Linked DNA regions of Mus musculus: region 2 is linked to region 1. Evidence: chromatin contacts called from ENCODE POLR2A ChIA-PET data. All regions are on one chromosome and are shown on one strand. Each heading gives the region's core, a stretch centred on a gene start or an enhancer-like site at or near the end of the contact. The rest is flanking DNA. Distances are from core to core; before and after follow the strand shown.

The links. ChIA-PET counts read pairs that join two places held with the same protein, here RNA polymerase II (POLR2A).
Region 2: POLR2A ChIA-PET joins it to region 1 with 14 read pairs in embryonic stem cell. The contact joins the enhancer-like site here to the promoter of Ccdc34 in region 1. POLR2A ChIA-PET finds 5 or more read pairs at or near these places in 3 of 5 experiments (Patski and embryonic stem cell).

Annotation. Positions count from the first base shown.
Region 1 is chr2:110,015,478-110,019,389 of GRCm38, forward strand. It overlaps Ccdc34 (coiled-coil domain containing 34), which reads left to right and starts at 2,340. Exons shown (of 6, transcript NM_026613.4): 1 at 2,340-2,737. The coding sequence starts at 2,391.
Region 2 is chr2:109,943,749-109,947,556 of GRCm38, forward strand. All of the region lies in intron 1 of Lgr4 (leucine-rich repeat-containing G protein-coupled receptor 4), which reads left to right. Among named protein-coding and RNA genes, the nearest start is that of Lgr4, 28 kb to the left of the region's middle. Within about 2 kb of position 1,328, at least 1 of the 3 ENCODE cell types and tissues checked has a DNase peak (open chromatin) inside an H3K27ac peak, as active enhancers do.

The sequences.
Region 1 (3,912 bases), core at 1,090-3,589:
GACTGGCCTGAGCTTGTGCCACCCCACTGCAATTTTATGTAGGTGCTGGAAATGGAACTCGGCTGCTCATGCTTCGAGGTAGGCAGTTTACTGACGGAATCATTCCCAACCCACCGCTTAGTCCATTCATCTTAGCTCTGGAGAGAGTAGTGAGTTTATGTTAAACTTGGAATGTTGGAAACTTTTATAGCAAAAAGCACGGTGTAATTACCTCACTTACACCTTTCACAAGTGTCCACGGCACACAATGAGCCTTTCATCTTCACCACATTCACTAAGCCCCTTCAGTCCTTCTGCCTCTTGCGTTATTTTGACGCAAGCTGAGACATATTTCATATGTTAATACTTAAGTATGTGCAGGAAGACATTTTTGAACCCATGTCATAAAATTGCCATAAGGATTACTGGCAAAGGAATTAGTTTTGTAATATAGTTAAATATTTTTTAAGCAAAAGTCACTCTTGCAGGGATTTTCCACGCCAATTAAAAAAAAACCCTCATATTATTAGATTGAAAATGAGTATTAAGAGGATACTGTTAGGTCCACACCCTGTAACTTAAGGGGAGAGTTAATGTATACATTTGTATAATCCTATCCATCTTGACTATTGTCTCAGTCCAAGTAATGAATAGTACTGTAAAAACAGACCACATTCAAACAGCCACAGCAGGCCATTTAACTGCCTTGTAGCCTTTAAGGCTTAATGCTCTTGGTGAACACACTGATCCTAGAGTATCAAGAACACTTTAATAAAACATGAAGAGGGTTAGGAAACTATATGATTTAACATTCCTACACTGAGAGGTTTATGATGGGGAACTCAATGTGGGATAGTGACAGAGTTCAAGATATGTCAGGTCCTGAGTGGAGCTGAGGATTAATGAATGACTATGATAGCAGGGTAGATTATTTTGGGGAGGATTAAATTAAGATCATTGCAGTTAAATAGCCTATGTAAGAATATTAAGAGGAAAACTACTGGTTCAAAGCCAGCTCCATTCCCTTCCCCAAAACCTTTAGGTTATTTTTTGGGGGAATGGAGGATCATTTTTCAAGTTCCTGTCTTTTTGAAGGTATAAGGTAGTCCAATGTCTCTGAGTTACTGACACCAAGGGTGTTTTCTGACAAAATATCTTAACCAGATATGCCAATACTGAATAACTGGAGTAAGTCACAACCATAAGCCTACTAAATCACGTTTCTTAGTTCATCGTACAGTTTTCTTCCAATGCCATTGTTTTTACTGGAAAAAAAAAAGAACAAAATAGTGCTAGCATGTCATTTATAGTCACTTTGCTTCGCTTTTGGTTGCTAGTATTTCTAACATATCTAACTGCGCTATGAAAATTCTACAGATACTCTCATTTCACTTGTGATTCTTACACTAATGTAATGTACATTAGCCAAAAGCTGCGTTTTTGTATGCAGTTTTGTGAGCATGAATAAGCAGCTCACTTTCAGTATCTGCCATCTTTTCCTTGCCGGCTTCAGTTAGATCCTCGGCCCCTAAAAGGAGAGTGCCAAGAAGTCCTAGAAAAATGCCTATTGCATCACAGTTCAAAATTTCATTTTAAAAAGAACGATGGATTTTAAGGTTGGCTCATGATTTGCTGCTCTGGTATGGACACGCTGGAGAGTGGACACAAATGCTTTGGAAGACTAGAAAGTTAACACAACCTGATAAAACCGATTGTGTTGCAGGGCAGCGGTGGCTCATGCCTTTAATCCCAGCACTTGGGAGGCAGAGGCAGGCGGATTTCTAAGTTTGAGGTAAGCCTGGTCTACATAGTGAGTTCCAGGACAGCCAGGGCTATACAGAGAAACCCTGCCTTGGCGACTGGGGGTCGGGGAACTGATTATGTTGACAGATGCTGCCCATACAGTGAGAAACTATGCCCACAGAGGATAAAGTTCTCTCCCTTAGACAAACAAAAACAAAAAAAACAACAACATAAATGAACTAAAAAATTCAATCACGAGTGCTAGATTTTTTTTTTTTTTTAGTGATCCTGAGCTTTTATGAGGAAGGGGGAATAACCATGGCTTCAGGCTTCTGCCTTTTCCTTTTAAAGGATCCGCTTTAGTGACACTGATAAGTGTCGTGCACCAAATGGCCTTCAACACCACAGCAAACACAGTACTCGGGACAGCATCAGGAATGGGCGGACGACTCGGGGAGACGCCAAGCTGAAGCTGTCAGTCAGGAACCTTCCTACCTGGACTGAGGAAGCCAAGCTCTTCCAGCCCAGACAAAGCCCCTTGCGGGCTACAAGCGTCGCTATGACAACACGGCCTAAAGCTGGCGCTGATTGGTCGGACGGCGCGCGCGGAGCCTGCTGGGAGAACGCGCCTTCGGCCTTGCTCGGGCCGTTTGAACTTGGCGGGCCTGATGCGGGCCGCTGGGCCGTGGCGGGCTGCCTCTCCGGCTCCGTGCACCCGTTACCTCGCCCGCTGCAAGCCGGGCTTCCGGCCCTCCTCGAGTTTTGTCGTCGACCTCTTAGTGGATTCCGGGGATCCAGGGCTGGAGGATGTGGCGCTGACCGAGTGCTTGTCGCCGCCGTCTCTGAGCTGCAGCAACTCCACCCTGTCCCTGTTGTCTCCCCTTGGCCACCAGAGCTTTCCGTTTGGCGCGGACGACAGTGAGGGGGAGGATGAAGAGGCCCTGGACGAAGATGCCCGTGAGTCCGAGAGCAAGGTGGAGAGCTTGGAAGGAATAGAGTTCCAGCAGCGCTCCAGGTAAACTCAAGGTTCGGCCCTCCCAGCACTTGTCAAGACTCCTTAGAGATGGCATTCAGAAGGCTTTGTTGTTACCCCGAGCCGCATAACCTCCTGTTTTCCAGCTCAAAGGCTGTGCAGCACTTGCATCCTAGGGTGCTGGGTAAATTCTTACAAATGGTCACTGATCTCCCATGATTCCTAGTTCCTTTTTCCTGAGATAGACGATTGCTGTCTCAGTTTCCATAGAAACTTACTGTACACAGTCGCAAGCACACAAAACTTGCTGCTAGGAGCCTTTAAAAGCCTCAAAAACCAGGTTGTCGACTCCAGAGCTCTTACCCATAAACTTAGCATCAAAATGTGTAGCTGGTGCTGGGTTGTAGGAAGTAGGTGCTTTAAATATAAAGAGCTGGGTACAGATGCCCAAAGGGTGCATGCATACTCTGCAGAGACAGGTTAACTGATCTGAGAGAGAACATTTAATGGAATAGTGAGTGTTCATCAAGGGGGTTAGTTAATAATGCCATCTTAATGTTTATTTACGTTGACTCATTCAGCAAACATTTACTATTTTGCCACATATTAGTGTAGGTAGAGATAAACAAGATATACAAGACTTCTATTATCAAGAAAGAAAAGCCCAAATCATTTCACAAAGAAAACTATATTAGAATACATATAGAAAGTCTACTTAGGCTAGAGAGAGCTCAGTGCTTAAGAGGGCTAACTGCTCTTGGAAAGGACCCAGGTTCGAGTCCAAGGACCTTCATCATCGGGTGGTTCACAACCACCAGTAACTCTAGTTCCAGAAAATCTGACACTGTCTCCTACTGACATCTGTATGCTTGCACTTGGTGCACATAAACTCATACCCAGTGCGTATATACTCATAAATAAAGATAAACCTTTTAAAAGGTGGGGATGCGAAGAATCTTTTTTTAAGGCCTGCCTCAAAGGCGTAGAGCTAGTACAGGCAGCCCGGGGCTTAGTACTCAGGTATCTCTTTAGGGCTTACATTTCTTTATATTATATACTTTTTACTATGGAAACTGGAACAAAGGGCCTGTCTCTGTAGGAATTTTTCTAAGACAGCTTCATTTTAGGATATATTCCTTATGGCAGCCTCAGGAAGCATTTACAAGTTTCTGATTGCCAGGCTGTGTCAGGCATAGTACAGAAGATTTAAGAAATTC
Region 2 (3,808 bases), core at 78-2,577, 73 kb before region 1:
AGCTCTCAGCCTTATCCTGTTTAACTTTTATAGGAAACTCATAATTTATTAAAGGTGGGAAGCAATCAGTGGAAGACTGAGTGATCTTGAGTAAGCGTCGAGCTATTCTGATACAGACTTCTTAAGTGGGACAGATGAATCCCAGAGACCACCTACCCTTAGTGGGAAGTCCCAGCTCCACCCTTCAGGGCTAAGAATGAGTTTGGGGGACTCTCCCTTGGGTTTTGGTATTAATGAATGTTTACTGATAGATGCACCTGGGCTTTGGGCATATGGGGGTCTGGGATGACTTCATTGTAATGTTTTTGGATTGTGGGGCATGAAATGGTTCACTTTAGTAAAATTCTAGTTTTCTCAGGTGATCTAAAAGTAAGTCCATCCTTTGCTAGGAACGGAATCAGCATGGCTCTGTCTACTAAGAGAAGGATATGTATATTACTGCCTTGCTTTTGGGAACAGTTTCCCGAAGCTACTTGAGAGGCTGTTCTGGGCTTTCTTAGGTCTTTCTGTATTTGTTGGCAGGAAATAAATGGAACCCATATTCACTTTTCAGTTTTCTTCTGAAGATGGATACATCCTAATCTGATTTTACTGATAAGCACTCTCTGTTGATATCGCCACATTAAAATAGAAAGTGCGGTCCATATATTTGCTTTAATCGTCATTGTTTCGAAAATACTTAGCAGGAGCAGTTTGCTGTGGCTCATGATGTAAGAGAATTTCAGTCTGTCATGGTGGAGAAGGTGTGGTGGAGGGAGCCCCTCAGCCTGAGTCCGCAGGAGTAGGAGGCAGTGGCTTTGTTGAATTGGGAAGTGGAAACAGGTAGCTGGGGCTGTAAATGGCTAAGGCCCTTCCCTAGCAGTCCACCGCCACTATTTAGCCTCCTCCTCTTCCTTCAGATTGTTCAACCTCCCCAGTCAACAAGTGCCACACCAGCTGGGGATTAGCGATCAGATACGAGAGTTTTGGGGGAAACATTTCTAACCCAAACACCAACAGTCCCTAAAGCCTTAAAACAAAATGAAGTAAAATTTTATGGCGAGATGCGTAGCCTGGTTGTGTGGTTTCATAAACCTAGCTATCATTTGAATAAAGTGTTTAACTCTGAAGCTCCTGTTTATAGAGCATGTCTTTCTTTCTGTAGACTTTGCAGAAGAGATGGTCTGGAACTGAGTTGTGTGTCTCTTGTCATCTGGGATCATTCCCCTCTTCTCTGTCCCATATTTTGCTCGGCTATGCCCCTGAACAGCTCGCTCACTCAGGCTGATGTGCTTCCTAGCATCCTCGTTTCTTTACTGGCTTGGCCGCAGGACAGCTTTCCTAGCAGTAGGCCCCTGGATTGAGGCTGGTTGAACTGTTAAGGGAATAACCAAGCATTGGAATTCTGGCCTCTCCACTTTCCTGCCTGCAAGTCATCAGAATGCTGTCTTCACTTCCAGCCCCACCCATGCTGTAGTCCTGACTGTCAGTTTCCACACCAGAGCTGTCATCAGTTAGGTTCTCTGCCATTCACTTGCGAGCCAAGCTCGTGGTCTGATCGTTTCTGCCGTTCTGTCTCTTACTGTAGATGCTATCATTTCCCTCACCTAGATAATCCTTTCGACACTCTTGTACAGCAAACCTACTTCAGCTGTTTCCGCCATGGTCACATTTGGACTCTGCAAGTCTTGTAACTGCTAACCACTTCTGACCTCAATAATTTTTTTCTCTTCTTCATCTCTTCATTATTCTAAATTCATGAAATTTTTCAACATTATGAAACCTTCAATCTCTGAGTCCTCATATACCCTACCCATTCCATCACTGGTCAGATTAGAGCCTGCTGAGTTTCCTTTCTCCTGTCTCACCAGGATTCGTATCCTTCTTACCCTGTTGTTCTTTCAAAGCTGACTTTTTATTGAACAACGATGAATCCTTTTAGTAATCTATGCCGCTGTTTGTGAAATGCCTCACTGCCCAGCTTCTTACACTGTGTGACCATATGGGGTCAAATAACTGAATGTGGGACTCATGAAATATGTGTCAGCTGTAAAAGGTTTCTGGATGGGTGACAAGCAAACATTAATTCAAAATCAAATGTGTAATGTATCCAAAATATTTGCACAGCTTCACTATAGCTATGGTTTCCGGCTATGCAGCACAAAGAATGCTAGCTAAAATACCTTGCTTAGCTCAGACTTGTGACTGTCACTTGTGTGTTATGAGCTGCAGTGTTTTTTTTTTTTCCTGTATTTACAAATATCTCAGTTCTGACAGAGGCATAATGGATGTAATTTTGTAAAGACTACACATTTTCTATCATTATTCATCTTGGTATAAACATTAAATTAGGAGCCGGGCATGGTGGCACATGCCTTTAATCCCAGCACTCGGGAGGCAGAGGCAGGCAGATTTCTGAGTGATTTTCGAGGCCAGGCTGGTCTACAAAGTGAGTTCCAGGACAGCCAGGGCTATACAGAGAAACCCTGTCTCGAACTCTCCCACCAAAAAAGAATATTAAATTAGTGTATCTTTGAGTTGCATTATATACAGTTTGAACTTAAAACTACTGAAATAAATAGTTTCATTAGGAAAAAAATCATTAAATGAGTATTGGCATAGGATTAGGATAGAATCCAGCAGTTTAATGGCCATAAGTATACTTCTTCCCGATTGGACTACATGTTTATCTCAGCATTGATAATTATAAAATTAAAATATCGACCAACTCTAAAAAAAAGTTAGGTGCTCAGCTTCCTACAGTATCAAATATGCAACAAATATTTAATTCTTTAACTGCTCATGTGCCTGAGATCATGTAACGGTTTCTTGAGAGAAAGGGGTTGTAGGTGGAGAAGTTTAAGAAGCGCTAGTTGAGTGTTTCCCAAACTGCATGCTTATCACAAGCAACTCCTGCTGGCTTCAGGGGACGGTAGACGGTTCAGCGGTGGAGAGAAGTTGCTCATATGTACTGCTTTGATGGAAACTAGTTTCATGATGATGATGATGATGATGCCTGACTTTTGCCCACATCACTGCTTTCTGGAGTTCTTCATGTGTGGGATGTTACTTTGTTGCCTTTCCAAATAGTTCCAAACAAATCACCCTTTATTGTCAAAGCCCAACATAAGCCTAAGGGTCTTTATGGAAATAATGCCAGGAACTTACTGGAATTCAAACTCACTTTAAACATATTGGACCCTCTGTGTCTTGTGCTTAAGTATGCTAAACTGTATCTTTCTCAAAATGCTCTAACTTGTACTTGAAAGTCTGTCTCTAGTACTGTACCCGGTACAACCAGACTGCTTTTGGAAACAGTACATGTTAATAAGAGATCTCCAGCACAGGAAGAGACTCAAAGAATACAGACAGGTGCCCACAGAAAACACAAGGTGATGTGGGGATTATTTTTCTCAGGTTTCATAGGTAGGAGTCATTGTGACTTGCAGGGTTATTGAAGAAGGGTCACCTGCTGGGCAGGCAGGTGTGTTTCTTCTCACGTTCTCTGGGCTTTTCCAGACCCTCCTACCTTGCTTAAGATGAATTAGAGAGATTGTACATCAAAGAAAATGAAAAGGTAACTATTGACATAGAAATACCATTTCCTATAGTTTTCCAGGGATTTGTTTACTGTGTGCTTTGTGACAAGGCATAGATAGGTGCAGAAGAGAAGGGTTAGAGGACGGGAAATGGAGAAACTTCTGACACTGGGAATTTTGTCAGTCAGGAACATACTCGAGGGACTATAACGTCTCTGGAAAGCAGTGTGATGGCTCCTCAAGACATTAAAATGGAATCTCCAGATTGTCCTGCAGCTCCGCTCTTGGGT